Linked DNA regions of Mus musculus: regions 1, 2, 3, 4 and 5 are each linked to region 6. Evidence: chromatin loops called from intact Hi-C (ENCODE). Cell type or tissue: left cerebral cortex. All regions are shown on one strand.

Evidence for each region. A loop is a pair of places that touch in the nucleus more often than their neighbours do. Peaks named below come from ENCODE experiments on the same cell type or tissue, not always from the same donor. Only the 100,000 strongest peaks of a DNase experiment are listed, where the experiment ranks them.
Region 1: it touches region 6 in a loop (2.8-fold over the local background); 2 of 42 quality-filtered maps call a loop at or near these places.
Region 2: a loop joins it to region 6, with 7 times the contacts of the local background. A loop is called at or near these places in 12 of 42 quality-filtered maps.
Region 3: it touches region 6 in a loop (4-fold over the local background); 13 of 42 quality-filtered maps call a loop at or near these places.
Region 4: it touches region 6 in a loop (2.8-fold over the local background); 3 of 42 quality-filtered maps call a loop at or near these places.
Region 5: a loop joins it to region 6, with 2.6 times the contacts of the local background. A loop is called at or near these places in 2 of 42 quality-filtered maps.

Annotation. Positions count from the first base shown.
Region 1 is chr11:72,847,894-72,852,893 of GRCm38, forward strand. It overlaps Zzef1 (zinc finger, ZZ-type with EF hand domain 1), which reads left to right. Exons shown (of 55, transcript NM_001045536.2): 12 at 749-860; 13 at 2,666-2,878; 14 at 3,941-4,041. Among named protein-coding and RNA genes, the nearest start is that of Gm26121, 31 kb to the right of the region's middle. In left cerebral cortex, no CTCF peak of the experiment used is centred here; DNase peaks (open chromatin) are centred at 520, 2,769 and 4,432; H3K27ac peaks cover 1,054 bases.
Region 2 is chr11:72,998,422-73,003,421 of GRCm38, forward strand. P2rx1 (purinergic receptor P2X, ligand-gated ion channel, 1) reads left to right here and starts at 724. Exons shown (of 12, transcript NM_008771.3): 1 at 724-1,030. The coding sequence starts at 894. In left cerebral cortex, CTCF peaks have their summits at 614 and 2,815 (motif pointing left); DNase peaks (open chromatin) are centred at 548 and 2,804.
Region 3 is chr11:72,736,398-72,741,397 of GRCm38, forward strand. It overlaps Ankfy1 (ankyrin repeat and FYVE domain containing 1), which reads left to right. Exons shown (of 25, transcript NM_009671.5): 8 at 1,855-2,059; 9 at 3,592-3,660; 10 at 4,005-4,204. Among named protein-coding and RNA genes, the nearest start is that of Gm46287, 26 kb to the right of the region's middle. In left cerebral cortex, a CTCF peak has its summit at 1,295 (motif pointing left); a DNase peak (open chromatin) is centred at 2,839.
Region 4 is chr11:73,046,430-73,051,429 of GRCm38, forward strand. It overlaps Ncbp3 (nuclear cap binding subunit 3), which reads left to right and starts at 1,438. Exons shown (of 13, transcript NM_025818.3): 1 at 1,438-1,653; 2 at 3,430-3,495. The coding sequence starts at 1,471. In left cerebral cortex, CTCF peaks have their summits at 1,337 and 3,110 (motif pointing left); DNase peaks (open chromatin) are centred at 1,358, 2,076 and 3,102; H3K4me3 peaks cover 1,902 bases; H3K27ac peaks cover 1,307 bases.
Region 5 is chr11:72,791,051-72,796,050 of GRCm38, forward strand. It overlaps Cyb5d2 (cytochrome b5 domain containing 2), which reads right to left and starts at 4,789. Exons shown (of 4, transcript NM_001024926.3): 1 at 4,463-4,789. The coding sequence starts at 4,712. In left cerebral cortex, a CTCF peak has its summit at 2,673 (motif pointing left); DNase peaks (open chromatin) are centred at 1,179, 4,557 and 4,810; H3K4me3 peaks cover 1,057 bases; H3K27ac peaks cover 1,050 bases.
Region 6 is chr11:72,568,620-72,573,619 of GRCm38, forward strand. Gm51906 (a long non-coding RNA gene) reads right to left here. Exons shown (of 4, transcript XR_003949712.1): 3 at 2,198-2,595. It also overlaps the pseudogene Gm12712. Among named protein-coding and RNA genes, the nearest start is that of Spns3, 21 kb to the left of the region's middle. In left cerebral cortex, a CTCF peak has its summit at 2,153 (motif pointing right); DNase peaks (open chromatin) are centred at 629, 2,164 and 4,998; H3K4me3 peaks cover 225 bases.

The DNA.
Region 1 (5,000 bases), 280 kb after region 6:
AAATTTTTCCTTTGTTCCAGATCCTGTTGTACATTTTCTTCACTTTTCCCCATAGTTATCTGTGATTGCTAGACATGCTTATACAGTGAGCTATTAGTGTGAGAGTTGAGTCATAGGCCAAGTAGTATGAGATTTTAACAATGGAAACTTGAAGTCATGCATGGTGGCCTTTAATCTCAGCACTTGGGAGGTAGAGGCAAGCAAATGTCTGTTATAGCAACATAGTGAGTTCCAGAGTAGCTAAGGCTACCTAGTGAAACTGTCTCTAACCAACCAGCCAGCCAACCAACCAACCACCTGTCCACCCACCCAACCAACTAACCAAGAATGGTGCTTGAAAGAGTGCCTGCTGAAGAGGGAGCAGCACTTACCCATTCAGCTTTTAAGGAGAAAGATGCAATTATCCTTTGTTTTAAGGATGGAATGCTTCCTTTGGAGGACTTGCTAATCAACAGAGGTCTGTGAAGCCTGAGATTTGAGAGCTCCAGGATATGAGGCATCAACCCCTTCAGTTGTTTGTACATGACTCAGACCTCAGGGTAATTATACACACATTAGTCAGACCTAGGCAAGGGAAGCCACTCTTGCCTCTTCCTCAGTGATTACCAGAAATGCCCATCCTGGTATGTCGCTCTTCCATCTCACTGGAAATGCCTGGCTTAAATAACATTTGGATGAGACCTTGTCAGTCTCTGGAGAAACTTTGAAGCAAGAAAATGTCTATGATTACATTTGTATTCATTCGCAGGATTGGTTGCTCATCTGATGACCTTGGAGAGGATGATCCTATTGGCTGGTTTGAGCTAGAAGAAGAGTGGGATGAAGCAGATGTCAAGTTACAACAGTGCAGAGTTGCCAAAGTAAGCAGTAGCCAGGTTGTCCTTCACTCATTTACCTGCTTTCCCTTTCTACAAACATTGCTAACTGCACTAGCTCTGAGCCAACACTGGAACGTTAGAGGGGTTGGGAGAGACAGATGTGATATGACTATGACAGAGGGAGGTTTAACCCACCCTAGGGTTTACCAGAGAAGACTTCATCTGAAAGAGAGTGTGAAATTATGCCAAGTGCTGGAAGTGGATTGGACCATAATCTTTAGTTTGGTTGAGATGTGTCAGAAAGGCACACTGCAGTAAGTAGTACCCAGGCATAGATGCAAGAGGAATGCGTTTGTTCCCCCAGTTCTGAGAGTAGTAACTGCCTGGCCATGTCATTTATTTTTCTTAAGAATAAATCTTAGAATAAGTAAGAGAACTCTCTTCAGAGTTCACACACAGTATGTGCTCAATGCATATCTATGCATTTGAGTAATAAATTTCAGAAAGGCCTTTAATACTAGTGAGTTGCCCAGTAGGTAAAGACACTTGCTGCCAAGCCCAGGACCTGAGTTTGATCCCTGGGACCAATATAGAAGGAGAGAACCAACTCCTTCAGTTTGTCCTTTCACCTCTACAAGCACACTGTGAGATACATGTGCCCACATGTATAAAATAAATAACTACAACGTGAAACTGGAAATAAGACAGCAAGGCTGTTATGAGAGGAACTTTCCCTTGAGGGAGCAGTTTGCCCCAAGCTTAACTTCGGCAACACTTGGCTTTATTTGCACAGAGTAGAGGATAGCACAGAGCAGAGGATAGCACAGAGCAGTGCAGAGCAGAGCATAGAGCAGAGGATAGCACAGAGCAGAGCAGAGCAGAGCACAGAGTAGAGGATAGCACAGAGCAGAGCAGAGCAGAGGATAGCACAGAGCAGAGCAGAGCAGAGGATAGCACAGAGCAGAGCAGAGCAGAGCAGAGCAGAGCACAGAGCAGAGGATAGCACAGAGCAGAGCAGAGCACAGAGCAGAGGATAGCACAGAGCAGAGCAGAGCACAGAGTAGAGGATAGCACAGAGCAGAGCAGAGCAGAGGATAGCACAGAGCAGAGCAGAGCAGAGCAGAGCAGAGCAGAGCAGAGCACAGAGCAGAGGATAGCACAGAGCAGAGCAGAGCAGAGCACAGAGTAGAGGATAGCACAGAGCAGAGCAGAGCAGAGCAGAGGATAGCACAGAGCAGAGCAGAGCAGAGCAGAGGATAGCACAGAGCAGAGCAGAGCACAGAGCAGAGGATAGCACAGAGCAGAGCAGAGCAGAGCACAGAGTAGAGGATAGCACAGAGCAGAGCAGAGCACAGAGTAGAGGATAGCACAGAGCAGAGCAGAGCAGAGCACAGAGTAGAGGATAGCACAGAGCAGAGCAGAGCAGAGGATAGCACAGAGCAGAGCAGAGCACAGAGCAGAGCAGAGCACAGAGCAGAGCAGAGCCTTGCTTCCAGTGCGTGACTTGCATGTGCTGCTTGGATCACTGAAGTGATTTCTTAGGGCGCTGTTTTCATCAAATACATGGTTTTTGTCTTAAAAAGCAAACATACTTCTCTCACTCCTGCCTGGATATTTGCCTTTCAGAAGGCCACTGTTCTTGGTATGACCCTAACAAAACCTGACTTATTCTGCATTTTGTCTTTTTTTCTGTTGCCTGAAGATACTGAATTTATTCTGTTTCAAGTACTGGGCATGATGTTGCTTTATAAAATGTTTGTTAAAACCAAGAACTTTTCTAAAAAGGCCTTTCAGTGTTCTTTCATTGTACTTAGGGATTCCAAGTCCTTTTCTTTTATCCTTTCTAGTTCTTGATGGTGAAGTTCCTCTGCACCCGCCAGGAGTCAGCTGAACGGTTGGGCGTGCAAGGCTTAAGCATCAGTGGGTACCTCCGGCCTGCAAGGGCAGAAGCGGAACAAAGCATCCTCTATGCCCACTGTAGAAGGGACACAGAGAATATTCATGGGGCCACCCTGCTTCTTAGGACTCTGCAGTTCATCCAGCAGCTTTCCCATGACCTGGTAGGTTTCTTCCATTATTATACAACACTCCCCTAGAAGTGACTGACAGTGTCAAGGGAAGTGGGCGACCTTTGAGACTTAGCCCCGCTGAAGTGATGGCAGCATTGATGAATATAGCAGATATTTTACTGCACGATAATATAAAAAGGCTGGAGAGAGTGGACTTTGGCACCAGTCTGTGGAATACCACATGGTGTGTGGCCATTGTTGTAAGGTCCCATGGAGTAGACCTGCAGGCACATGGTACTGTCCCTACTTGTGCTTGCCCAGGGTTGGCAAACACAGCAGCATCATGAGATCTTCTTTAAGTCTTAAAATTACTTCTCATATCTGGAGGGGAGTTTCATTTACTAACGTGACTAAACTATCAGGATTTGAATTTTAAATATTTGGGGTTTGATGCTGACTTTTACAGTTACTAGTAAATCATTGTATCAGTTCACTCAAGAGAGTCGTACTGCCACCACTGTGGAATACTTCAGGGAAAAACTTGTGTGTGTATAGCAGTGTCCACCCTTAGCTTTCTTTTCTCTTCATTGCACAAGAAGCTATTGAGCCAGTGTACAGATGGTGTTTGGGTCTCTGTTCACTAAGAACTCTTATCACAGCAAAAAAGAAGAGAGGCCTAGTGATAGTAGCTAGGTTACAACAGACGTGCAGCTCACATGTAGGGAAGTCAGGATAATCCTGGGCACCACTATCATGTAAAGTTAGGCTGATGTTTATGAAGTCAGAGCCTCTGTGGCCACGTGTGTATTACATACATTTGCATGCACGTGTGCACATATAGACACATAGACACACAAAGACACACATACATAGACCACACAAAGATACATTACAGACACAAACATATACATATACACAGACACACACATGCACCTAGGCACACATGTACATAGAAACACACATACACATACACACACATTTCTGAGTTGTATGAAAATTTCACTCAGGTGGGTCATCTTACTTCTTAACCATAGCAAGTAAATGATACATCTCAATATTTCTGTAAATATATTTTTTAATTTTGCTTTTTTTCTTGTCTTTATCATTTTTTAGATGCAGCAAAAGGAAAGTGGCTTAAAACATAAGTCTTTCCTGGACTTTGCGGGTCTTGATTTGCAGATCTTCTGGAAATTTTACAGTAAATTAAAGCAAAAGTAGGTCAGAACTTGTTATAAAGTGACAATCATAAGCAAAGCTGAAATGGATATTTTTTCCTTCTAAACATTTTTTTCTTGTATGTATTCTTCTGATTTGAAAGATTTGATTATTGAAAATGGCCCTCAAATTTCTATAACATTTTTAGGAAGCATTTCTCAACCATTTCCTTATTGACTGTCCTCACAGCTGATAGGATAAACAGGTTAGACATTATGGTGTTGTAGGTTGAACATCTCTAATTCAAAATTACAAAATTGAAAAATGTTTTTATGCCACAAGTGGAAAATTCCACATCTCACTTCATATCACAAATCACAGTCAAAATGCAAGCTGAGCTAAAAATACTGTATGGCTGGGAATAGTTATCCAGCCACAGCCACAGTGCTTACTTAGCCTGCGCAGGCCCTGGCTTCAGTCTCTAGTAACATAGAGCTTGTAAGCATGCACAAGGCCCTGGCTTCAGTCCCCAGCACTGAAAAAAAAATTGTACACAAAACAAATGAGTTTCATATTTAAAAAATTATCCATTTGTTTATTTATGTGTTTGTATGAGTTTATGCTCATGTGTGTGGGTATGTGGACCTATGTGTATGTAGAGGCCAGAAGAGAACATTGGATATTCCATTTTCTTAGCTAGGCTAGAAGCCAGTAAGCCCCAGAAACCCTCCTGTCTTTTGTGCCCACCACCACCACCACCACACACACACACCTTAGAGCTGGGTTACACACCTTAGAGCTGGGTTATTCACAGGTATGCCTAGCTTGTTACAAGGGCACTGGGACATGAATGCCAGTTCTTATGATTCTGGAACAAGCCATCTCTCTAACTCCATGAATTTCATGTTTAAACTTGGACCCTGACTCCCAAGAGAGCCTTCTTCTCTCTCCTGTCCATTTCCCCTCCCCTCTGATGCGTGCATGTGCAAATATTCCAGAATCAGGAAAAAAGTTTCAA
Region 2 (5,000 bases), 430 kb after region 6:
CTTAGAAAAGCCAGACAATGCCCCCAAGCCCTCAACAAGTGACACAACTGCCTAATATCAGGCTTTCCAAGCTGGGTCTCAGAACTCCCTAGGGATAGGTGACCCTAGTCTCGTCTAGATGTCTACCTCCCTGTCTGTTCTGGTGGTAAGGATGGGATGGGAGTGGTGTCAGGAGTACAGTCAAGCAGGTCAGACAGAGGGAGAGCAAGGTTGCAGATAGAGATGCCAGCCTGAGGCTGAAGTTAATGGGTATAGACCAAGCTTGGACTTGAAGGGACTGACGAAGAGGGAGTGTCCAAGGGTAGCTCTAGGCTACAGGACTTGACATCAGTTCTGTTCATCTTCCTGCAGGTCCCCAGGACTGAACTGTCTACTCTGAGACTGTGGGGGTGGGGATGGAGGTAGAGTGTTGAGGGATTGTCCTGGCGAGACCCTTCAGTTCTGTCCTGTCAGGTTCCTGGAGTGGGGGTAGCCAGTAGCTTTATCTCTGGCCCTGTGGCTGGTGGCCATGGTGGTTTCCGGAGAGCAGCTCCTGTTTCCGGAGGCCCAGCAGGGCCCAGGCGGAGCCTTGAGGGGTAGTGGGGCTGGGCCTGGGTGGCCTCACTGGCTCCGCCTCTGTCTATCTTTGGGAATTTATTTCACGGGGCACCACTGGCCGGTACTCCACTGCCTGCCAGCAGTCAAAAGCTGCTCTGATCACCCTGGGTTTTTCCCTCCTAACCCAGATCCCACCAACGAACCTCCAACTCTGGCCCCACTTGGCCTGCTCTGTTCTTAAGGGGCTGGGAAGCCTCCAGCCACTCCACTGCTCTCTCTGTAGACACAGATGCTAGCCTGCCCTTGACCACAGAGGCCGTGCGGGGGGCTTGTCTCTGAGCCCCTTCTGGCCCACCATGGCTCGGCGGCTGCAGGATGAGCTGTCAGCCTTCTTCTTTGAGTATGACACTCCCCGGATGGTGCTGGTACGAAACAAGAAGGTGGGAGTCATTTTCCGTCTGATCCAGTTGGTGGTTCTGGTCTACGTCATTGGGTGAGTCTAAGTCCCCCTCCCAACACCTTTGGGCACCAGTCTTCTACATGTGCCAATCCTCAGAGCTCTGGGGTACCCTTCATCTCTCCAAGCACTGGAAAGCTCTCCTGGTGAGCCTCCATGCCTTAAGAAGGAATAGGCCCTGTTAACCTACTGTCAAGATGGAGACACCAATGCAGGATAGGACACGCTACTCTGGGTGCATGGTGACCAAGGGGCAACACCATTGTGGGTCCTGAGGACATTGTAAAAGGCCCCTTCTAGTGAGTGAGTGGCACGCCCTGCAAGAGCCCTTTTCACCTCCAACTTTCCTCATGCAACTGAAACAAAGCAATGCCTCATTTTACTCGCCAGAACATAGGCTCTGTTCCCGTCTCTCCAGTCAGAACAAAGGACAACCTGGGAAATCCAGGTCCCTGGGGGACTAAAAGACAATTGGATTCTGAACACTTAGCATCTTGATGGAGACACAGAGCAGGAAGTAGTCTCCATTCCCAAGTGTGACATCTCCTTCCCTGGCACAGGGTCAGAGCAGCACAGGTCTCCTTCAGCTATCTGGCTAGCCTGGGAACCATGCAAAGGCTAGCAGGCCAGGCAGGATCTTGTGTTTGCATGTGTGTTGTGTGGGCTAACATGGTATTCTATGACTGCCCATGTCCTATATATTTAGCCATGTACCGGTGGTTTTATATACCTGGTTGGCTACGCAAGCTTACAGCTGTGTCTCTGTCTGCCCTGGGTCTGAGGTAGCTGGGTACCAGAAGTGTCACATGTCAGGAGCATCATGCTTACTTACAGTCACACTAAAAAGAGCCTCTAGAGGCTATGAGATCAGTAAAAGGGTTGGGTCCTAATGGGAGCCTGAGAACGCCCAGTACCCCTGCCTGCCTGTGTTGTGTGGTTCTGAGGGCTCTGCAAATCCCCATTTGGGGGGACTGGGACTAAGAGCCCAAAGAGTTACTCATGTGGTACTAGCCTCTTGGGAGTATCTAGTTCCTAGAGTAGCCTTTCTTCTGCTCACTGATGCCCTAAGATTCAGAGCTAGTCAGGTGCAGCCAAAGCCAGGATCCTTCAGCTGCATTTCAGGCTATGTCTTGGTCACAAATCAAGTTGGTCAAGCTTAAGAGGAAGACTAAGGCCCATAGAGGAGCCCTGGAATTTCTAGGTCACTAGGCAAATCAACCCTGAACCTTTGCTCTGTCTCCTCATTTCCCACTCCCTACAAAGTTTCCAGGAAACTTTCTGATGGGTACCAGTAGCCTCCTGCTGAGCACAAGAGGGGCGTAAACGTCCACCATTAATTATTTGCTAGTTCCTCAGGAAGGAGAAGTCACTACTCAAGCCCAGCCTGTTTCTCACTTGGGGAGATCAAAATGGTTGTCCCTACTCAGGCCCCAGGGGCTCTCTACTTTATTTTCAGAACTGTGGCTAGGAGCAGTGTCTGACTGTCACAGGGACAGAACAAAAGGGATAGTCTACTGTCCCTACTGCCCCTTAGCCCTGATCTATACCTCCTGTGACAGGAACCTTACCCCATCCCTCTTTCCTTTCTTCTGGCCTGAAATGGTCTATCATTTTCAAATGTTTCAAATGTTTCTTGTTGGTGTGAGGGTGGGGGTATCAGAGGTGAGGGATGCAACTAGTCTTGCTAAAATTCCCAGTTCACACAGCAGAGCCAAAGGCAAGGTCTTCAGGTCCCCAAACCCAGGCTTCTCTGCCCACTAACTAGGGCGCTTACTAGCTCCAGCAATGGCACCTACTGTCTCTGTCGCCCTCATCTGGCCACTGCCAGATGCTACAATGACTCCTGCAGGTTAAACTCCTGAGCCTTGCTCCACTGTTACATAGGACAGCGGTTGGAGAGGACCTTTCCTTGTGAAGGGAAAGGGCTTCGCTATAAGGATCCTCCTCTTTCCTAGATGTTTGTCTGGTCCTGTGGGGGCTGCAGGGAAGTCGGGGGTGGGGGGGACGAGAGAGTCAGTCTCTGGGCACCAGACAAGGTGAAGCCCACATTGGGGACGGGCAGCATGGAGGTGGAGAGGGACACAAAGTCAAGCATTGGAACACAGTTCTGATGAAAGTGGCCTTAGACTTAGGCAGGCAGGCAGGCAGGCAGGCAGGCAGGCAGGCAGGCAGGCAGGCAGGCAGACAACAGACAAGAGGCTGAGATGCCAAGATCTGGAACAGGCTCAGAGGAGGAAAGTTAAGGCTTTGGACTCTATTGGTCATGTTCTTCCTGTACATTCAAGGCAAGTGGGGAAGAAGCCCTGGAAGATGGAGACTCTGCTGGCCTGGGTTAAGGTGATGTCACAGGTGAAATGCTCCAGTTGGAGGGATTGGGCTATGAGACAGACTGGTCTAGCCGTTCCTGCTGGAAAGCAGAGGGGACACAGGGTAAAAACTTCGTTAGGTGGGTTTAAGTGGGCTAGACTGGCCAGGTATGGAAGTACGAGTTTAACCCTAGCTAGTTAGAAGTAGGTGGATCTCTGTGAGCTTGAGGCAAGCTTGATCTACATAGTGAGTTGTAAGACTCTAAGGCAGCCAGGGTTACACAGTGAGACCCAGTCAAGGGGTGGGGGGTTGGGGGACAGCTGGATTTTGTGTTTGTTTGATTTTTGAGACAAGGTCTCTCTACATAGCCCTGGCTCTTCTGGAACTCACTTCGTTCTGGCTTCAAACTCACAGATATCTGCCTCTGTCTCTGCAACCCAAGTGCTAAGAATACATGTGTGAGCTACCATGTCTGGCTCTGGTTGAATGTTTTGTTTGGTGACTGGAACTTGCATGAGACTGACTTCAAATAATATCCACCCTTTTAATTAACTTTTTTAAGAAAGTAATCATTATTTTTTAAAGATTAGTTTATTTTATGTATATGAGTACACTGTCACTGACTTCAGACACACCATAAGAAGGCATCAGATCCCATTACAGATGTTTGTGAGCCACCATGTGGTTGCTGGGAATTGAACTCAGGACCTTTGGAAGAACAATCAGTAATCTTAACCACTGAACCATCTCTCCAAACCCTGAAAGGAATTATTTTTATTTTATGTTTATCAGTGTTTTGCCTGCATGTTTGTCTGTGACAGATCTTGGAGTAGTTGTGAGCTTTCATGTGGGTGCTGGGAATTGAACCTGGGTCTTCTGGAAGAGCAGTCAGTGCTCTTAACTGCTGAGCCATCTCTCCAGTCCCCTCTCTTAATTAACTTATCTTTCATTTATTTGTTGTTAGGAATTAAACCCAGGGTCTTGAGCATACTAATCGCACTTCCCAACCACTGAGTTTTTCTTTAATTTTCATAAACACACACACACGCACGCACACACACACCACAATTCTGACCCAATCAGGCATGGTGGTATTTACCTCTAATCCTAGCACTCAGTACCCAGAATATCATGAATTCATACATTCATGAATTCAAGGTTAGCCTGGACTACATGGTGAGTTCCAAGCCAGTTTGGAATACAGGATGATACTGTCTCAAATCAAGCAAAACCTCACAAGCATGTTGTCCTTATTATTCACAAGGTTGTATAATTACCACTTCTAATTACATTTCTATCATTCAAAAAATCATACATGCCAGGCGGTGGTGGTGCATGCCTTTAATCTCAGCACTTGGGAGGCAAAGGCAGGCGAATTTCTGAGTTGGAGGCCAGCCTGGTCTACAAAGTACAAAGTGAGTTCCAAGACAGCCAGGGTTACACAGAGAAACCCTGTCTCGAAAAACCAAAAAAAAAAAAAAAAAAAATCGCACACACACACACACACACACACACACACACACACACCCCTTCTCCTCACTGCTTGCCTATTCTGGGTATTTCCTATAAATAGAACCACATGCCATGTGCCTTTTTGTATCTGGCTTCTTTTTCCTGCTGTGTTGGTTGTGACATAAACCAATAACCCAATGCTTTTTATGGCTAAATAATATTCCCTGTGTTGATTCGCCACATCTTA
Region 3 (5,000 bases), 170 kb after region 6:
AGGAAAGCAAGTGGCTGGATGTTTGCAGTAAGGAACTTCTGACTCCCTCACAGTAGTTGACAGGCAGTCAGCTGTGACTGGGAGCCATATCCTGGCCATGTTTAGGTTGAAGTGTGTGGAATGCTTTGTTTCCTTGTTGCTGAGAACCTTATCTAGGGCCTCGCTTCCAGTTCCCTGCTTTGTCCTGCTGTCTGCTTACCCTCTGAACTGAACTTCCCTTAATTCAACTTCTGATAGTTCCTAAAGAGCCTTTTTTTTTAAATAAAGTACAGGTAAATGCATGATTATAAATTTTGAATTGATGTTTGGGTCTAACCAGTGAAGTAAATTTGATTTAAAGTCAGGTAATTCTTTAAGAAGGTTTAAGTAATAAAATGTTAGCTGAGAATGGTGGTTCTTGCCTGTAATCTTTCCACTTGAGAGGCTAGACAGAAGAGTGCTGCCAGTTAGATGACAGCCTGGGCTACAGAGAAAGACCATCATTGTCTTTTGGAACAGAGGGCCCCCAATGGAGGAGCTAGAGAAAGAACCCAAGGAGCTGAAGGGGTCTGCAACCCTGTAGGAGGAACAACAATATGAACTAACCAGTACCCCCAGAGCTCGTGTCTCTAGCTGCATATGTACTGGAAATTTAAATGAAGAAAATACCTAATAAAAAATTAGAAAAAGAAAAAGGAATGAATAGAAGATGATTTCTATTATGCTTATCCTCTGAATCTAACCATCTGCAGTTTTCTTGTGCCTGTGTCGTCTTTCTTTCTTTAAAAGTAGAACTAGGACTCTGAGAAGAGAGATTAGCATCTGAGATCAGACTTGACTGGAATTAGATCCTGTCTGTTCAAGTGAAACCCAGTAGCACTGAGGTGGATCCATTTTCTTCCCCAGTATTTTAGTGAGGTCAGTTTGTTGGTGGTGGTGGTGGTTGGTTGGGTTTGGTTTTTTTTTTTTGTTTGTTTTGTCTTTTTGAGCCAGGGTTTCTCTGTGTAGACCAGGTGGCCTTGAACTCAGAGACCTACCTGCCTCTGCCTCCCAAGTGCTGGAATTTAAGGTGTATGTGTCAACTGCCTGGCCTTGAGGCCAAGTTTTAATGTATGTGTTTGTTTATTTGTTTGTTTTTGGTTTTTCGAGACAGTGTTTCTCTGTGTAGCCCTGGCTGCCCTGGAACTCACTCTGTAGACCAGGCTGGCCTCGAACTCAGAAATCCACCTGCCTCTGCCTCCCAAGTGCTGGAATCAAAGGTGTGCGCCACCACACCTGGCCTTGAGGCCAAGTTTTAGACTGTTGGATGAATCCCAGGTAGAAGCTAATTGGTGCCACCTGGAGGCCACTGAGAAGCATAACTGCTTCCACCCACCCACCTATTACCTACCTTCCTACCTACCGTGTGTGTGTGTGTGTGTGTCTGTGTGTGTGTGTGTGTGTGTGTGTGTGTGTCTGTCTGTCTGTCTGTCTGTCTGTCTTTGTGTGTATCCATAGAATCCATAAGACGATGTCAGATCCCTGGCAGTTATGAGCCACCATGTTAATGCTGGGACTCAAACTGGGGTCCTCTGGAAGAGCAGCTACTCAGCCATCTCTGCCACCCAAGTCTATTACTGTTAGGCAGTAAAAGCATCTTGAAGGAAGGAACCAGGGCAAATCATCATGGGTAATTTAAAGGTGGCAAAGAGAGCCTTTTGAATGAAAGAATAACTCTGGACTGTCATCGGTTTCCACCATCCAAGACCCTGCTTCAGAAGTCCCAGCTGTTCTTCCCTTACGTCTGCAGTTGTCCCCTGTTGCCTTCTGAGGATGTATTAGCCACAGGGACTGGTTGCTGTCATGTCATTGTGTGTTCTGTTGTTTCTTTTTAAGGAGATCTTTTTGCTTCTACATTCCTCATTAAGAACGGGGCCCTTGTCAATGCTGCCACAGCAGGAGCCCAGGAGACCCCATTACACCTTGTAGCATTGTACAGTCCAAAGAAATACTCAGCAGATGTGATGTCTGAGATGGCACAGATTGCGGAGGCCCTCCTGCAGGCTGGTGCCAACCCCAACATGCAGGATAGCAAGGGCAGGTGAGTGCACTAACTCCAAAAGAGAATTTTTGTGGTGGCACATAATAAACATACACAGTATTTGACATTATTAAGTTTGATGTTTATTGAAGTTGCAAACATTTATTTGTCATGCAAAGTAGTGTCATGACTAAGACTAGAAGCACTTGGAGAAAACATTATAGCCTAGCTAAAGTAAATCTGAGTTTCTAAGAAATTTATATCATGTTGAAAGCAACCAGAGTGGTCATCTAGTCCGTGCTCTCATGGACTTTTTGTTGTTGTTGTTGTTAGCATTTTTAGGATCACTTGGATAATTTGAAGAGAAACTACTACCTCAAGGCAACCTGTTTTATCTCTGTGAGGTCAAATGGTTAGAAAAAAATCCTAAATTCTGCCTTATAAATACCTTTACTTTTAACAACTTATCTCCAGACTTTCACTGGACAGCCCTTCTTGTATTTGGTAATGTTTCTGAGTTTTGTTTTGTGTTTTACATTTTTACAAGTTATTTATTTATTACTTTTTGTGTATGGGTGTTTTGCTTGCATGTATATCAATATATCACATGCACACAGTGCCTGTGGAGACTTGAAGAGTGTAGGATTCCCTGGAACTGGAGTTACAGGTAGCTGTGATCCATTGTCTGGGTGCTAAGAATCAAAGCTAGGTCCCCTGGAAGAACAAGTACTGCTCTTACCACTGACCCATCTGCAGCCCAGTTTCTGTTGCTTTTGCATCTTCCCAGAAGGAATTGGCTTAGGACTGCTTGTGGTTTAGAATTGTGGGAGGAATTGCCTATCTTTGAGGCAGAAGTGTGGGAGGCTCTGAAGAGCAGTTCAGCTCCTTGCTTCACCAACTTCAGGCAGGCCACAGACATCACTCATCACCAGAGCAGTTTATCATTTTGAAAATCCACCCAGGAAGTAAGGTTTCTGTGAGGTAGGCGTCAGAAGAGGATCTGTGCAGTGTGTAATGTGGGGAAATAAGATGGTCCAGGGTCTTTGTGTCACAATCATTTTCCCAATCGGTCCTCATGTTCATTCTTTGTGGTTTTTTTTTTTTTTTGTGTGTGTGTGTGTGTGTGTTTGTTTCCCCCCCATTTAACAGTAGTAAGCCTGGGCAGTCTGTCTGTCTGCAGTAGAGGCCAGGCACAGGGCCTAGTGCTCTAGTGTCGGCCTTCCCTGCAGGCACTTGCGTACTAAACAGGAGATGAAGAATTGACCCAGTTATTTGTTGATGCTGCTATGTGCCCCAGTGTTGATAGAACATTACAGCAAAGAGCAAAGTTTCTTTTCAAATTGACAGAGGACAGATGAGATAAAAATGTGGCAGAAGCTACTGTTTACCACATTGCTCCAGGACGGGGTTAGAATTGGGGTACAGAGCGGGGGCCATAGAAGCAAAGTCATTTTCATATTTTGATTCTTGGTCATGGTTTTGGAAACCAGAGTGATGGAATTGGCTGTTGATTCTAATACCTGCCTGCTGTGAGTGTCTGCCTCTCCTGAGCGGACTCTTCTTTGACTTCATTTCCTGTGTTTTGCCCTCAGGACTCCTTTACACTTGTCCATCATGGCCAGGAACGACTGTGTGTTCAGTCAGCTGCTGCAGTGTAAACAGTACGTAGGGCGGCCTGGAGAAATGCAAAGCGGTTGTGAGGGTGGGATTGTGAGTGAAAAATCTTTCCTTACTAAAATTTTTAGAAACTATTGTTCATTTGTTTGTTTGATACGAGGTCTTATTAAAGTAGTTCAGGCAGGCCTGAAATTTAGAGTCCCCCAAATGATGGGATTATTGCCTGTCATGCCTAGCCTGAAATATTCTCTTAAAATGCCTTTTATAGTTACAGACCTTAAATAAAATAAAATTTGTCCTTTAGAACATATAGGGAGAGAGTGGAGCTGTTGGCAACAAAGGGAGGCCGGAAATCGTACCTGTAATTCACATTGCTTCTTTATTTCAGATTAGATTTAGAGCTGAAAGATCACGAAGGCAGCACTGCACTCTGGCTGGCCGTCCAGTACATCACTGTGTCTTCAGACCAGTCTGTAAACCCCTTTGAAGACCTCCCTGTGGTGAATGGGACATCATTTGATGAGAATAGCTTTGCAGCCAGACTCATTCAACGCGGCAGCAACACTGATGCTCCTGATGTGATGACAGGTAGAACACTGAGGCCTCAGGAGTGAGGCTGGAGTCTGAGAACTCTGGGAAACAGTAGGCCATCTGGTTTCCTGTTAGTGGCAGGAGTTGTGAAGTCAGTGCTGGCATGAGACTCACTGATAGCCCAGACTAGCCTTGAGCTTTTGATTCTCCTGCCTCAGCTTCAATGTTGGGATTACAACAGAACAGCTTGTAAATGTTTTAATAACAATGCAGAAATGGAAAGGCTGACTATTATGAGAACTGTTTTTGTTGTTGTTGTTTTCTATTTAATTTTAAGCTTGGTAAAAGCCTGGTTGTGATTTTTTTTTTTTTTTAAATCCTGTGCTCCACATAATTTAACCAGACATTAGTCTAAGTCTTATAAGCTGAAACATACCTGGTAAATGAAAGCAGTAGTTCTGTTCTTAGACTCTGTAGACCTCCAGATTCTTTTACCCTCAGAGAACTTGCATTTCAGACAGTTTTTGTTTGGACAGTTATACCTTTAGTATGTACTAGAGTTGGAAAATAATAATCAGATTTTTTTCTTTTATTTTTGGTTTTGAGACAGTCTTTTTAGGTACATGTAGCTCAGGCTGGACTTGAACTAGATGTTCTCCAGCCCCAGCTTCCCACGTACTGAGATTACAGACACAGTCTGCCATACCCATTTTACAAAACCAAGAAACGTTTGTTTTTAATTTGATTTTTAAATTATTTTACGTATATGAGTGTTTACCTGCGTGTTTCTTTGCCACATGCTTGCCTGGTGCCCTTGGAGGTCAGAGGAAGTCGTTTGATCTGAAATTGGGTT
Region 4 (5,000 bases), 480 kb after region 6:
TAGTGGGCCAGCCAGTGCTACATAGCAAGACTCTGTCTCAAAACAAGAGGGCTGGGGTAAAGCTCACTGGTAAAGGGCTTTGTTAGCATGCTCAAGTCTCTGGGTTGCATTGTTAATACAGCAAAAGAAAAACGGAAGGAAAGAAAGGAAGGGGAACAGGAGAAAAGAAAATACAATCCATTGTTTTAACCCAATTTTGTACTTTGCATTGCAATCAATTGATGGTACCATTCTAAGGAATTCCATCTTGTTTGTCCCATGGTACAGACCCATTTCAAGAAAAGCTTGGATGTACAGTATCACCTCTTTTGGATCTTACAGCCGCACATAACTAGCTCATTCGGTCCTTATATTCTTCTGTGGAGGTGTGTCACTGTTCTATGTTCTGATGAAGGAACTGAGGTTCCGTGCCATGCCCAAAGTGACCTAGTGTATCTGAGTCTTGTGATTTTTTTTTCTGTTTTAGAATGATTTGCCTTTCTCTGAAAAGATTTTTAGGGGCTCAGATATATGGTCTTACCTATTCCTGGTTCAGATTGGGAGATAGGTCTAGAAAGGGCTAACTAAATATGACACAGGAGGAGACACAAAATCAGGACTCATGACAGACAAGAAGTCCCTTCTTCAAGTCTGAACAAGCCTTTCCTCTTTCCCAGCCAGACTCTTACTAGGAACATTTGCAGGAAATCTTGCTTGTGAGTCTCTGATGAGTAGAGCTCCCAGAAGTGACAAAATGGGTCTAAGCTCTGGTTCTGCCCTTTGGGTAGGTCACTGTGATCTTGAAGCACCCCTCTTCCCCTTTTAAGATAGGATCTTCTGTAGTTTAGGCTGGCCTCAAACTAGCAATTGCCCCTTGGTGTAATTGGGGGATAACCTTCAGCCCCTAGTCCTCCTGCCTCTATCTCCCAAGTGCTGGGAATACAATCGTGTACCATCCCTTTCCAGTTTAAATGTAGGCAGGGTTTTACCTTGGATCCCTGGATGGCCTGGAACTTAGAGATGTGCCTGCCTCTGACTCCTGACTGCTGGGATTATAGGCATGTAACCCCTACACTGGGCCCTAGTTTAAAATTTTGACCACATAATATGGCTCAATTACTGGAAGACTTGACAGAGCCAAAGCTTACTACGGAAATAACTTTGTAAACGCTCAGATTGCCTAGATGATAGATCGCGGTAACCGCTCAGCAGTTCTTAGAAGTATAGTCCTCAAAGTGCAGGTATTTTGGAACCTCAGACGACGCTCCACCTCCATCACTGCTTCGTCCCGCCCCCTACCCCGCGAAGTCCCGCCCCAAGCCGGCCCCAGGTTCCTAGGTCACCAAGGGGGCGCCAGAGATAAGGACAGCTTTCTGGTAGAAACAGACGACGCTCTAGGTGATAGCGGTGCTCCTCTGTGGTCATCGGCGACGGCGCTCTAGGCGGCGGGAGTGAGGGGCGGGCTTTCGGTGGTGCGGCCGGCTGGCAGCTATGGCGGCCGTCCGCGGCCTGCGAGTGTCTGTGAAGGCGGAGGCCCCCGCTGGGCCGGCTTTGGGGCTTCCGTCGCCCGAGGTGGAGTCCGGTTTGGAGCGTGGCGAGCCGGAGCCCATGGAAGTGGAAGAAGGCGAGCTGGAAATCGTGCCGGTGCGGCGCTCCCTAAAGGAACTGCTCCCGGTACGGGCGAGAGGGGCGGGGGCTGAGGAGGTCGCCGGGCGGGTGTCCCTGGAGAGTCAGGGAAGGTGGCGGACGGCGGCACTGGCGCAAGTCCGGGAACGCGGGAAAGGGGCGCGAGCGCCGAAAGGCGGGGGCCGCGCATGACCCGGAGAGCGCCAGAGAGAAAGGACGCCGGGGCGCCCGGAAATGGGTGCAGAGAGCGCTGGAGAGGCGGGGGATCTCGGAGAGAGTTGGGGACACCCCTCTCGCTGCCCCTCGGTGGCCCCGAACGGAATCAGCTGTGTTTGGTTGGAGATAAAAAGGAGCCGCGGGCGGGAACAGAACCTGAATCAGCCCTCAAAGAAAGTGTTAGGTGCCGCCGGCATCCAGGTCTCCTGGTGGGTCCTCCTTCCCCGGCCGAGTTGGTGTCACTTAAACCAGCTCTCTTCGCTTGGGAGGGCTAGACCTGTCAAACAGCAGACACTCGTGTGTTGGTATTGTGGATGAGGGTCCTCACGTCCCCGCACCTTCACTGCGTCTACTCTCGGTGGTCCCAGCTTCTGACACACAGTGACATTTGATCTTTCTTTAACCACAGTGGGTCTGAGGAGTGTTTTGCCTGTGGTTTGGTAGTCACATGCCCCTTCTTAAAGCTGGTCTGAGGCCTGGATAGCTCGGTTTTCACATACAACGTGAACTCCCTGCGCCCCCTCCTTTAATTACATGATAGCAGCTTGGTTTTACATTTGAAGTTATGAGTGAAGGCTAAGGTAGTGATGACAAATGACAATACCTTTGGTGACAACATCTATAGGTTATAGTGGATAGTGTATAGGTCAGGTGTTATCCATTCAGTCAGTTTAACATGTTTATATCACACACCTCTCTGTGTGCTGGTGTAATCCTAGGTGCTTAAGAGCGAACTCCCTCTTGGTGTTGCCCTAGTAGGGGAGACAAGTAAATAGTTCCCTTTTGTATTAAGTGCTACAAAAACAAACACACACACACACACACACACACACACACACACACACACACACCCTGTTAATAGGATAAAAAGCACAGTGGCCAGGAGGGATGTGAAGCAGTTGGTGTGTGTTGGGATGCACAGGAAAGTCCCTTGAGATAGTTAGATTCAACTTGAACCCCAAATGACAAAAAGGGGCCGACCATGTCAGTTGGAAGGGAGTAATTCCTAGCGGGGAGGACAGCAAGCTCAGAAGTCTTAGAGATGGAAACAGGATTGTTTTGTTGGAGAAATGTTGGATTGTCTTAAGCACGAGAACAGAAGTCAGAAAGACAGGTATTGTGGAGGAAAGCAAGGCCTGGAGATTGAATGCAGAGTCCAGGGTATCAGCTGCAGTCCTGAGACTTTAGTTCTGTTTTTATCCCCTCCTTTCTTCATTGTATTAGCCTGTATTTTTCCCAGAGATCCAGGACCTGAAGCATTCTCCTGGAGGCATTTGCGCCACCTAGTGGCCTTTCGTGGGAAATGTGTCCAGTCTGGTTTGGGGAGTTATGTGACTATCTCATTTTTGACATTTTTTTCACAAAAGACTTTAGATTTTCATTTATATAGATACCCTGAGTTGACAGAATTACTTAATGTTATGAACAGGCTCCTGCCTGGCGTCTGGAAGCCTCTCTGTGGAGCCTCAGAGATAGACTTCCTCCTAACAAGAGTTGTTAAAATGGAGAAGAGTTGCTGAAAAGAATGACTTCCAAAAGGGCCAGTTGCCAGGTTGCCTTTTCTGTGGATTTTTCTGTCAGAGTTTGTCATCTTTCCTCTTCTGTTAGGACACAAGCAGAAGATATGAAAACAAGGCTGGCAGCTTCATCACTGGGATCGATGTCACCTCCAAGGTGAGACAGACTGGGCTATTGTTTGATCAGCAGATGGAGTTAATGAACTTGGTCTTTACCATTTACATTCACACAGCAGTAAATATCTTGCCTCATTTATTCTTTTACTGCTGATATATATCTCATCTATATATGATATGTATCTCATAGTATCACATATCTACATCTGTCTACCCAAGGATGTCCTTCTGTATCCAGAAGACATTCAGGCAGCGTTTGTGTGTGCTCGTCTCCATGAAAAGATAATCACTGTCCTTAGTTGCCTGTGCTCAATCCTTTCCAAGAAAGAGTTTGCACTGGGAATGCTTATTTTAATATTTATTTATTACTTAACATTTACTTATGTTTGATGGGGAGCGGGTGTTTGTGTGAAAGTGTGTGTGTGCTGTAACACTCCTGTGAAGTCAGAGGACACCGTCAGGTGTTGGTTCTCACCTCTCATCTTTTTTTGTTTTGTTTTGTTTTTTCCGAGACAGGGTTTCTCTGTGTGGCCCTGGCTGTCCTGGAACTCACTTTGTAGACCAGTCTGGCCTGGAACTCAGAAATCCTCTGCCTCCCAAGTGCTGGGATTAAAGGCGTGCACCACTACCACCTGGGTTTTTTTTTTTTTTTTTTTGTTTTGTTTTGTTTTGTTTTGTTTTCATCTTTTTTAATTTGTTTTATTTTATTTGAGGCAAGATCTCTCTGCATAGCCTTGGCTGTCCTGGAACTCACTATGTAGATCAGGCTGAACTTGAACCCACAGAGATCCGCCTGCCTCTGCACTTCAGGTGCTAGGATCAAAGGCATATGCCACTGCATCTGGCTTCTTTTTTTGTTGGTAGTAGTATTACGAAAATTATTTTCAAGTTTGTGTGTGAGTGATTTGCCTGCATGTATGTCAGTGTACCACGTTGAGAACGCGTGTGTGAGGCGCTCAGGAGTGGGCTTCAGTTCCCTTACGACTGGAGCTTCAGATAGTTGTGAGTTGTCCTGTGGGTACTGAGAACCAGGCCTGGAGCTCTGCAACAACAGCCAGTGGCTTTATCTGCTCGGCTGTCTCTCCGTCCCCTCCTGCCTTGAGTTTGAGGTATTCTCTCATCTCTGCCTCCTGTCTCCTGTCCTGCTATACGAGTGTAGAGTCACAGCTATGTGCCAGTGTCTGGCTTTTACATGGGGATCCAGATTCAGGTTGTCAGGTTTACATGGCAAGCACAAGCACAGCCACAGTCACGCCACGTCCCTGGCCTTGGGGCTGCTTACTTGGATGTCATTCGCACGCTTTAAAAACTGTTAACAGCACCCAGCATGTAACTGAGCCCTTAACGCATATCTATGGAAACACTGGCTGTCAACCTAGAAGAATAGGGTTTTCTAGTTGTCTGCCTGTCTAACCTTTGAGGGCCATACCAACTGAGTTATTCCCAGCATCTGACAATATTGTCTTTTGCTAAGTGATTGCTATTACCATTGTATCACCTCCATTATAATACCTCAGAGTGAAGCTTCTTAATTTCCATGTGATA
Region 5 (5,000 bases), 220 kb after region 6:
TGTGAGCTATCTAACATTGGTGCTAAGATCTGAATTTGGGTGCTCCATGAGAGCGGAAGCACTCCCAACTGGCAAACCAGTCTACAGCACTAGACTTTTTGTTTGTTTGTTTTTTGAGATAGGGTCTTACTATATAACTCTGGCTGGCCTGTAACTTGCTACATAGACCAGGCTGGCCTAGAACTCAGACACTGGTCTACCTGCCTCCAAGTACGAGGATTAAAACTATGTTTGTCATCACTTTTTATCCTAGATTGATCCAAACTCCCTAGGTTGATATTTTATTGTTTTTCAATGCAGGCTATCTCTGTATAGTCCTGGCTGTCCTGGAACTTGCTCTGTAGGCTAGGGTGGCATCTAACTCAGAGGCCTGCCTGTCTCTGCCTCCTGAATGCTGGGATTGAAGGTGTGTGTCACCTTGCATGACTCCACACTGACATTTTAAATGAAAATAAACTCATGTCACTTCCTGCCAAAGTCCTCAATGCTTCCGTTTGCCTTGTGAGAATATCCATAGTCCTTAATTCAGTAGTATCTGCCACCAACCTTGACGCATAACTCATTGGGCTGTCTTCCTCTCTTCCCTCCTCCATGACTAGATTAGAGGCTCTGGTAAAACTTACTTTTTCCTTTTAAAACATCATAAAACAGGGATTAAATACGAGATGGCTCAGTCAATTAAGTATTTGACTAACAAATTTGAGGACCCGAGTTTGCATTTCTAGCACCCACACAGAAATCTAGACATAGCAATGTTATTTTATAATCTAAATATTGGAGATGCAGAGAGAAGAGACTGTACTTTAAACCTACTAGGATGACCACAATAAAAAATCATTAAGATCCAGGAGTACTGGTTCACTACTCTAATTATAGCACTTGGGAGGTTGAGGTAGGATTGCTGTGTGTTCAAGGGCAGTTTGAGCTACATAATGAGACTTCATCTAAAAATGGAAGTAGGGGAAGAAACTGGGGGATGTATTTTAACAATAAAATTCTTGCCTAGCATGCATGACACATTGCAATGAATCCTCAGGATTATAAAACAAAACAAAACTAGTAACAAGTTTTGGCAAGGATATGAGGAGAAACTGAAACTCAAGTGCATTCCTGTGGGAATATACAACAGTACAGAGACATTAAAGGCAACTTGGCAATTTCCCAAAGGAGCCAGAACCTAAGGGAACATATATTCACACAGAAACATACTCACCAATGCTAATGCCAGAATTATCTACAAGGAGTGAAAATAGGGCTAGCATGATGACTAAGTGGACACAAATGCTAGCTGTACAAACCTGACAACTGGAGTCCAACCAGCAGAACAGAAGCATAAAAGTCAAATGCAGTGATGTGCATCTGTAATCCCTACAGTTCTCCAGCAAGGTCAGAGACAGAGACAGAGGCAGAGGCAGAGGCAGAGGAGGCAGAGGCAGAGAGAGAGGCAGGAAAATCACCTTAGAAGCATGTAGGTCAGCCAGCCCTAAAGAGATGAGTTTGGAAGAAGTAAGAACAAGAGGCGGGAACTAACTCCCAATTTTTTTTCTGATCTCTATATGCCATACTGTGGCACACACACACACACAAAGCATATACACTTACCAAATAAAAATTTTTAAGTGGAACTAGCCCAAAAGCCCATTAAATGTAATATTTACACATGCAGTACAGTATTACTTGGTCATAAAAAAGAATGAGTGCTGGGTGTGGTACAAAAGGAGGTAGAGGCAGGTAGCTCTCTGTGAGTTCCAGGACATCAGGACAGCATGATCTCCATAGTGAGTCCCAGGCCAACCATGGCAACATAGTAAGACCTGTCTTTTTTTTTTTTTTTAAATGGCTGCATGTTGATAACACTATGGATGAACTTCAAAATCTCTAAACTGAGTAAAAGTCATGTAGAGGAATTTTAGTCCAGCAACGTGGCTGCTCAGGCTGGAGTACAGCCACACCCTTAGTACACTTTAATCCCAAAGAAGGTAAAGTTAGTTTGTAGTGACTTCTAATTGACAAAGTGACAAATCAGGGAAATATCTGACAGAATGAGTCAGAGACAGGATCTGCCCAACTCTCACGAGGAAAAAGAGGCAACCTAAGAAGGAACAGCCCGGCAGCAGAGGGGAAGGCGGCAGTTTTACAGAGATAAGTGAAAGATGGAACAGACTAGATACAGGTAAAGGCGGAATGAGCCAGAAGATGAGAAGGAGCCAGATTAGAAAAGAATGCCAGAGTTAGTTTAAGGCCAAGCTGAGCAATAGAGTCAGAGGTCGAGAGAGAAGCCAGATTGAATCAGTCAGCTTGGAAAGGAGTTGGAGCTTTAACAGTTGAGTTGAACCAGCCAGCCAGAGCTCAAACAGAACTAGAAAGGGTGAGCTTATATAGGAGTAAGTCTTGGAGGCTGAAAACATTCTAGGCCCGGATTAGATTGTCTGGGAGCTAGAAGCTTCCAGGACTAGGCCTAGGTTAGCAGGAGACAGTAAGCCTTCCAGGTGACAATTACATCAGGTGAATAAAAGTTACTTTTACAAAGCTAGACTAGAAAAGGACATGTGGGGCTGGAGAGATGGCTCAGTGGTTAAGAGCACCGATTGCTCTTCCAAAGGTCCTGAGTTCAAATCCCAGCAACCACATGATGGCTCACAACCATCCGCAATGAGATCTGACGCCCTCTTCTGGTGTATCTAAAGACAGCTACAGTGTACTTAGATATAATAATAAATTAAAAAAAAAAAAGAAAAAAGAAAAGGACATGTGTGAGGTATATGATTCTATTCATAGAAGGGGCAAATCCATAGGAAGAGAAAGTACACAGGAATTCCCAAGGGTTGTGGGGAGGTAGAGAATGGAGAGGAGTGGATGATGGGTAGTTTCCCTTGGGGATGAGCAAAATGTTCTGAAATTAGGTGATGATAATGTTTGTTTGTCTCTGTGCCTTTAACATAAAGACTTTTCTGTGACTTGTGCCTTAATAAAAATAAGTACTGACTATATAAATGAGTACATTTGCTTCCCTAATAGACTGTGTGGGCAGTCAGACACATCTTGGATTCCTCAGCACCTGGCCAAGGGAGGACCCATGGTAGTAGTCAATAAATGGAGCTCAAAAATTATATGCACAGAACGCAAAAGCTACTAGAGCATACTAGCCCAGAAATGGAAGCATGTATGTTCACACTTGTGCATGCATCCATGACAGCTATACCAGATGTTAGTAGTGTCCTAAAGTGCACTCAAGTGGCAAGAAAAAACTCTTGATTCCAGTCTAGCATTGCTTCTAACTCTCCATGTCCTTGGGTAGGTCCTATCCCAGGTTAGACTGTTTGAAAAGTCTGGAGAGAAGGAAGTGAGTGATCTGTATTTAAAGGTAGCTTCCTAATTCTCCTAAATGACCGGTGGACTGCTTGAAATTTTTGTCAGTCTAGTTACCAGTCTTGCCCTGCGATCTTCCTTCCCAAATAAACAAAGAGAGAGGTATTCTCCTTGGCTAGAAAAACAACACCTTTAAAATTGGTAGCTGGGAAGCTGGCTTACTGGTTAAGAGCAGTGGATGCTCCTCCAGAGAAGCAAAGTTCCCAGCACCCAGATCACAACCATGTTTACTAGTTACAGGGATTTGAAAACCTCTTCTGGCTTCGATGGGCACCAAGTACACAGGTAGTTCAGAGTTGTACAAGGAAGTAAAACACTCATACACATAAAATAAAAATTAAAAGCTATTAGGTTGGTAGTTCTCATATCTTGTTAAGGCTTTTAGTCAAATTACATTTTCCGATCCCCTCCGTTGTTAAGGGGTAACGGGAGCACAGCAGAATGGAGTTAATTTGATAAATGTTCTTAGGAAGGCTAATATACCAAATTTTGTCAGAAGTTTTGTTTCGTGTTGTTTTAGAGCCAGCCTGGCCACAAATTCCTGGCTCAATGGATCTTTGTAGCTCAAGAGATCCTCCTGTCTCAGCCACTCCAGTTAAAACACCACTTCTGGTTTATTGTAGGTATTTTAATACTACAAAAGATACTTGCTTTCCTGTGCTCTAACTTCATTCCCCGCTTGATTCTCATTTTTTTTTTTTAAAGAAAAGCAGACAAGTGCATCTACTAGAATTAAAAAAGACTCAAATATTATATTAGGGGAAACGGAGGCGGGCGGAGGAAAGGTTATTTCGGGTCAGTCTAAAGAGCCTGAAAGCACGGTAGCTCTAGAGACCAGGTAGACTTCTGAGTGTAACCACTACCTAACAAGACACATCTTTCTCCGAATCAGTCACACAGTGCAGCAGACAGAGTCGGAGGGTACATAACTAGCACAGTTGCGTCCAAGCTGCAAACCAGGACCGTGTCCTTCCCACCGCAGCAGTCTGAGGAATGTGGGATGACGAGGCGCGGAGGAATAAATTACTGGACGAACGCAAGCCGTGGCTACGAGCCCACGCAGGAGGAAAAGGTGTGAGAGCCTCGCCGATACCTGCGAAGCCGCTATAGTGCGCCCCAGGCTCGTAGTGCCTCCTGCCAGAGGACACGTCGTAGACGCGGCCGAGCAGTGCCAAGTACAGGCCCGGGTCCCCTGGGCCGCCGCGATAGCGGGCTAGCTCCTCGGGAAGGAAGAGGCGAATACCAGGGCGGGGACCCCACCAGTCCATCAACCACACGGCCATGACAGCCACCGCCGCCACGGCCAGGCTCAGCACCACACCAAGCCCGCATATCCTCAGCATCTATACAGCAACACACCAGACACGCTTCGGAGGTAGCCACCTCTTAAGCCACCACTAAGACAGCAGAGACGCCGGCCGTGACGTCGGCAGCGCGACACTGACAGACTTCACAGCAAAGTTGACTCTTTTGCCCCCGACTCTTTCTTCTTTTCTTGTCCAGCCTAGATTCTGAACGTGAAGCGTGGAGCAGAAAAGGGGAACAGTACAGAGAAAAAACAAACAAACAAACAAACAAACAAAAAGTCCTGGCTTACAGTTTATCCGCCCTCAACAAAGATGGCGGCAGAG
Region 6 (5,000 bases):
GTCTACAAAGTGAGCGCCAGGACAGCCAGGGCTATACAGAGAAACCCTGCCTTGAAAAAACCAAAAAAAATAATAAAAAATAAAAAATAATAATAAAAATAATAAAAAAATAAAAATTAGCCGGGTGTGGTGGTGCATGCCTTTAATCCCAGCACTCGGGAGGCAGAGACAGGCGGATTTCTGAGTTCGAGGACAGCCTGGTCTACAAAGTGAGTTCCAGGACAGCCAGGGCTATATAGAGAAACCCTGTCTTGAAAAAAACAAAAACAAAACAAAAACAAAAAACAAACAACAAAAAAGAATGCATGTACTAGTTTTATTTAATGCCTTCAAACTGGAGCTAGGAGAATAAACAAACTGTATTTTCTATAGTCTAAATGTGTTAACCAACTGCATGAAAAAATGAAACAAACATGACTACTAAAGTATAGAGAAGATTTTTTTTTTATTGTAGATATAAGAGGAAAAGCAGGCAGAGGAATGAGACCAGACTGAACGTGGCTGGCCGACTAAGCTAGACCATGAGAGGAGAGAGGAGGGAAAGCAAGAGAGGAGCTGCTGACAGATTGGAGTAGCCAAAACCACTGTTACAAGGGATCTTGCAAGGGGAAGGGAAGCAGAATCCCAGCCCCCGGGAGGGAGGGGTTTAAGGTAGGGGGCGGAGCGAGAAATGCTGGGAGGAGCACAGATAACTGGTGATGCTCGGAAGGCAGGCCAGCAGCTGCTTTGGTATGTTATTTTTGTTTTTGTTTTTTGTTTGTTTGTTTGTTTTTTGTTTCGGTTTTTCGAGACAGGGTTTCTCTGTATAGTCCTGGCTGTCCTGGAACTCACTTTGTAGACTAGGCTGGCCTCGAACTCAGAAATCCACCTGCCTCCTGAGTGCTGGGATTAAAGGCATTTTGTTATGTTATTAGGCACTTCTGTCAGCCATTTAACCTGAGTTCTGAGACCCAACACAACTTATCATTACCATTTTCAAATCACATTTATTGAGTGTACATATATGTACGTTCAGCCATGTGTGTGGAGGTCAGAGGACAACTTGTGAGAGTTCATACCGTGTGGGTCTCAGATCATCACAATTGGCAGCAAATAAATGCCTTTATCAATTGATAGAAATAAGCTCATGGTCGCAAAGAAAGAGACCACCACTCCAGCGGACACGGCAAAACTTTACTCTTGAAACTTTACTTTGTGCTCGGAAGAGTGAGCACAAAGAGACAGGAAATGCCCTTGATTTCTATTCTAATGCAGGTTGTGAGTTGGTCTTTTCTTCACCTGCCCAGTGCACAGTCTTATTCATTTGGCTAGTTTGAAAAGAACTGGCATAGCCAGGCAGTGGTGGCCCACGCCTTTAATCCCAGCACTTGGGAGGCAGAGGCAGGCGGATTTCTGAGTTCGAGGCCAGCCTGGTCTACAGAGTGAGTTCCAGGACAGCCAGGGCTACACAGAGAAACCCTGTCGAAAAAGAAAGGAAAAGAACTGGCGTAAGTACAGGAAATGAAAGAGGTCACTGCTCCCTGGGGAAAAGGGTCACTTCTCCAGGTCATCAGGTTACTGAACCGCAACAGGGGCCCTCTGTGTTAACAAAGGTTTAACTGGCAGGGGTGGGGGATAGGAGAGAGGAGGTGGGAAAGATATATAACCCCTGCTTACAAAGTGGGAGAGATAAAATGCTTTGACTTCTTTGTTCCAAACACAAGTTCTACAGTTTTCAACAAAAATGACTCATATTTGATATTATACACTAAACTACTTCACTAGCCCCTATTTACTTTTTATTTTATTTTAGGGATGCACTCCTCTGTGTGTGTGTGTGTGTGTGTGTGTGTGTGTGTGTGTGTGTGTTCGTGTGCATGTGCACATGAAGATTCACAGGAGAGGAGGGTAGGGAGAGGGAGAGAGATTCTGTCTCAAAAACAAACAAAAAAGAAAGAAAAAGAAAAAGCAAGGCAGATGTCGTAGTACGGCCATGGTCGCTTGCTAGCAAGTCCATCCCAGCGCTAGATCCCGCTGACCATAGGAAGTGGGTGTGGCTTCCGGAAGTCTTCCGAACCTCCCAAACAAAATGGGAAGATGACAAAGGAAATGATTGCCTAGGTGCTTTGCTTGTCAGAAGCCTTTGAAGCAAATCAGAGCTATGATGAACCGTGGCCACCAGATGGCACCAAAAACTAAGTAGAAAACAGAAACCTACCGGCCTGCTGATCCGCGGTCAGTGCACTTCGACGTGCTCCAGAAATTGAAGGTACGGTGTGTGCTACATGGTGGGGGTCTAGAACGACAGCTTTCCCCAGGCGCTGAAGTAGAGGTTGGACCCAGGCTAGACTCTGTCTTTCCATCTATACATTGGGCACGAGTAGCCTCAGTACCAAAGCTCAGAACCCTCCTTTATATCAGTGTGACTTGGGACTAAGGATGCTGGAAAAAAGGAAGAGGCCTTCTTCAACCCCACTTCCGGTAGTGAGGAGTGTGTCTTTTTCCTGGGCAGGCTACTGGTGCTCACCCACATGAACCTTGTAGGACAGGGCACAGCATCCATACTGTAAAGTCTATGATGAGGAAGAAGCAATCCTCATATGATGAACCTTCCACCTAGAAGAGAGAAATGTGTTTTTCTTAAACAAACCAAAAAGCTACTATCAACTAAGATGCCAAGAGGCTGTGGGCCAAGTTGCAAACCAGCAGAGTTTATAGGCTCCAACCATGAAGGGAAAACCCTATGATCAACTACTTGGGGTCTCAGGGTTTTCTTTAGTTTGCTATGGTGGTGGTTGTTGTTGTTTTAAATGTAAAGTGTGTGTGTGTGTTCCACGTTCCACAGTGTATGAGTACAAGGCAAAGGACAACGTTCAGGAGTTGGTTCTGCAGTCCCTAAAGCAGTGTGCTACAAAAGTAATCAAAGCAGCAGCTGCTGTCCCCCCACCCTTCTGCCCTAGCTTACAGTCACCATAGATGTTCCCACAGGACCTGTCAAAATGGTGGCACCTAGACACCTCCTCAGTGTGCAGCCATCACAGGAGCTGTGCAATGTCAGCCCCTTCTCTCCAGCCTCCCCAAGCAGCTCCAGAGAATTGGTGCCTCAGCCAAAGCCACCTGAGACTGGGAAGAACTTCCCATCTGTACTGGCTGGTTTCCTGTCAACTTGACACAGCTGGAGTTATCACAGAGAAAGGAGCTTCAGGTGAGGAAATGCCTCCATGAGATACAACTGTCAGGCATTTTCTCAATTAGTGATCAAGGGGGAAAGGCCCCTTGTGGGTGGGACCATCTCTGGGCTGGCAGTCTTGGTTCAATAAGAAAGCAAGCTGAGCAAGCCAGGGGAGGCAAGCCAGTAAAGAACATCCCTCCATGGCCTCTACATCAACTCCTGCTTCCTGACCTGCTTGAGTTCCAGTCCTGACTTCCTTGGTGATGAACACCAGTATGGAAGTGTAAGCTGAATAAACCCTTCCTTCCCAACTTGTTTCTTGGTCATGTTTTGTGCAGGAATAGAAACCCTGACTAAGACACCATCCTAACTCATGGACCCATGTAGAGAAAGGGGGAAGGAAGGAGAAAAAAAAAAAAAGCTACCAATTCCTGAGCACGAAAACCCACCAATCTCTGAGCTTCCTTCCCACAAAAAACCCCACCAATCCCTGAACATGAAAATACACCAAATCCCTGAGCTCCCCAAGCTTGGTGCTTAAAATCCCCCACCAATCCTTAGTCTGGAAATCTCTGCCCCACAAAAGCTCGCTCTCTCTCTCTCTCTCTCTCTCTCTCCTGCCTCTGCCTCCTCACGACTTTGTAACAGGCACTGTGCCATCCTGCAAAGCTACAGAAGGGATTTTCTTTCTTTGTTTTTGTTTTGTTTTGTTTTTTTAATTTTGTAATTATATTTAGGTACAGAAAACTTAATGTACATTTAACCCAATTTAGTGGCGAGTTCTTTAGCCTTTGCTTTTTCCAGCTTGGCAATGCGAGCCACAGACTTAGGACCCAGGACGTTGCCTCCCCTGTGGCGACGGATCTCATCATATCTGTCATTATAATTGGTCCTAATAGCTTCCACCAGCTTAGCCAGAGCACCCTTGTCTTCCGAGTTAACCTGTGTGAAGGCAACAGTGGTGCATGTCTTCCTGTGGACCAGGTGCCCCAGCCTGGCCTTTCCCTTGATGATGCAGTAGGGCACCCCCATCTTTCGACACAGGGCAGGTAGGAAAACCACCAACTCAATGGGGTCTATGTCATGGGCAATCACCACCAGCTGAGCCTTCTTGTTCTCCACCAAGGTGGTGACTGTATTGACTCCTGCTCGGAGGACAGGTGGCCTCTTAGTTGGGACGTCACCTTTGCCAGCAGCTTTCTTCTCAGCACGGGCCAGTAGCCTTTGCTTCTTCTCTTGCTTTGTCTCTGGCCTGTACTTGTGGGCAAGCTTAAGCAGCTGAGTAGCTGTCTGCCTGTCCAGTGCCTGGGTGAACTGGTTAATGGCAGGAGGGACTTTGAGCCGCTTGTAAAGGATGGCTCTTTGCCGCTGCAGCCTCATGTAGCGGGGCCATTTGACAAAGCGCGTTAAATCTCTTTTGGGCTGGATGTCCTATCCAATGCCGAAGTTCTTGGGCCTCTTCTCGAACAGAGGGTTGACCACCTTCTTGGCCTCCTGCTTCTTGACGACGGCGGGGGCCGGGGCCACCTTCTTCCCCTTGGCCTTCTTCCCTTTGGGCATCTTGCACGGCTGCTGGAGAGCTGTTTTGTTTTTCAAGATATGGTTTCTCTGTGTAGTTGTGGCTGTCCAAGAACTTGCTCTATAGACCAGGCTGGCCTCGAACCCAGAAATATCCACCTGCCTCTGTCTCTGAGTACTGGGACTAAGGACATGAGCCATCACACTGAACAACAAAAAGATTTTTTTTTAATTGTTGAAGTAACTGCAAATTGAAAATAGGTAGGACAGCTGGGTGGTGAGGACACATGCCTTTAATCCAATCACTAGGGAGGCAGAGGCAGGCAGAGAT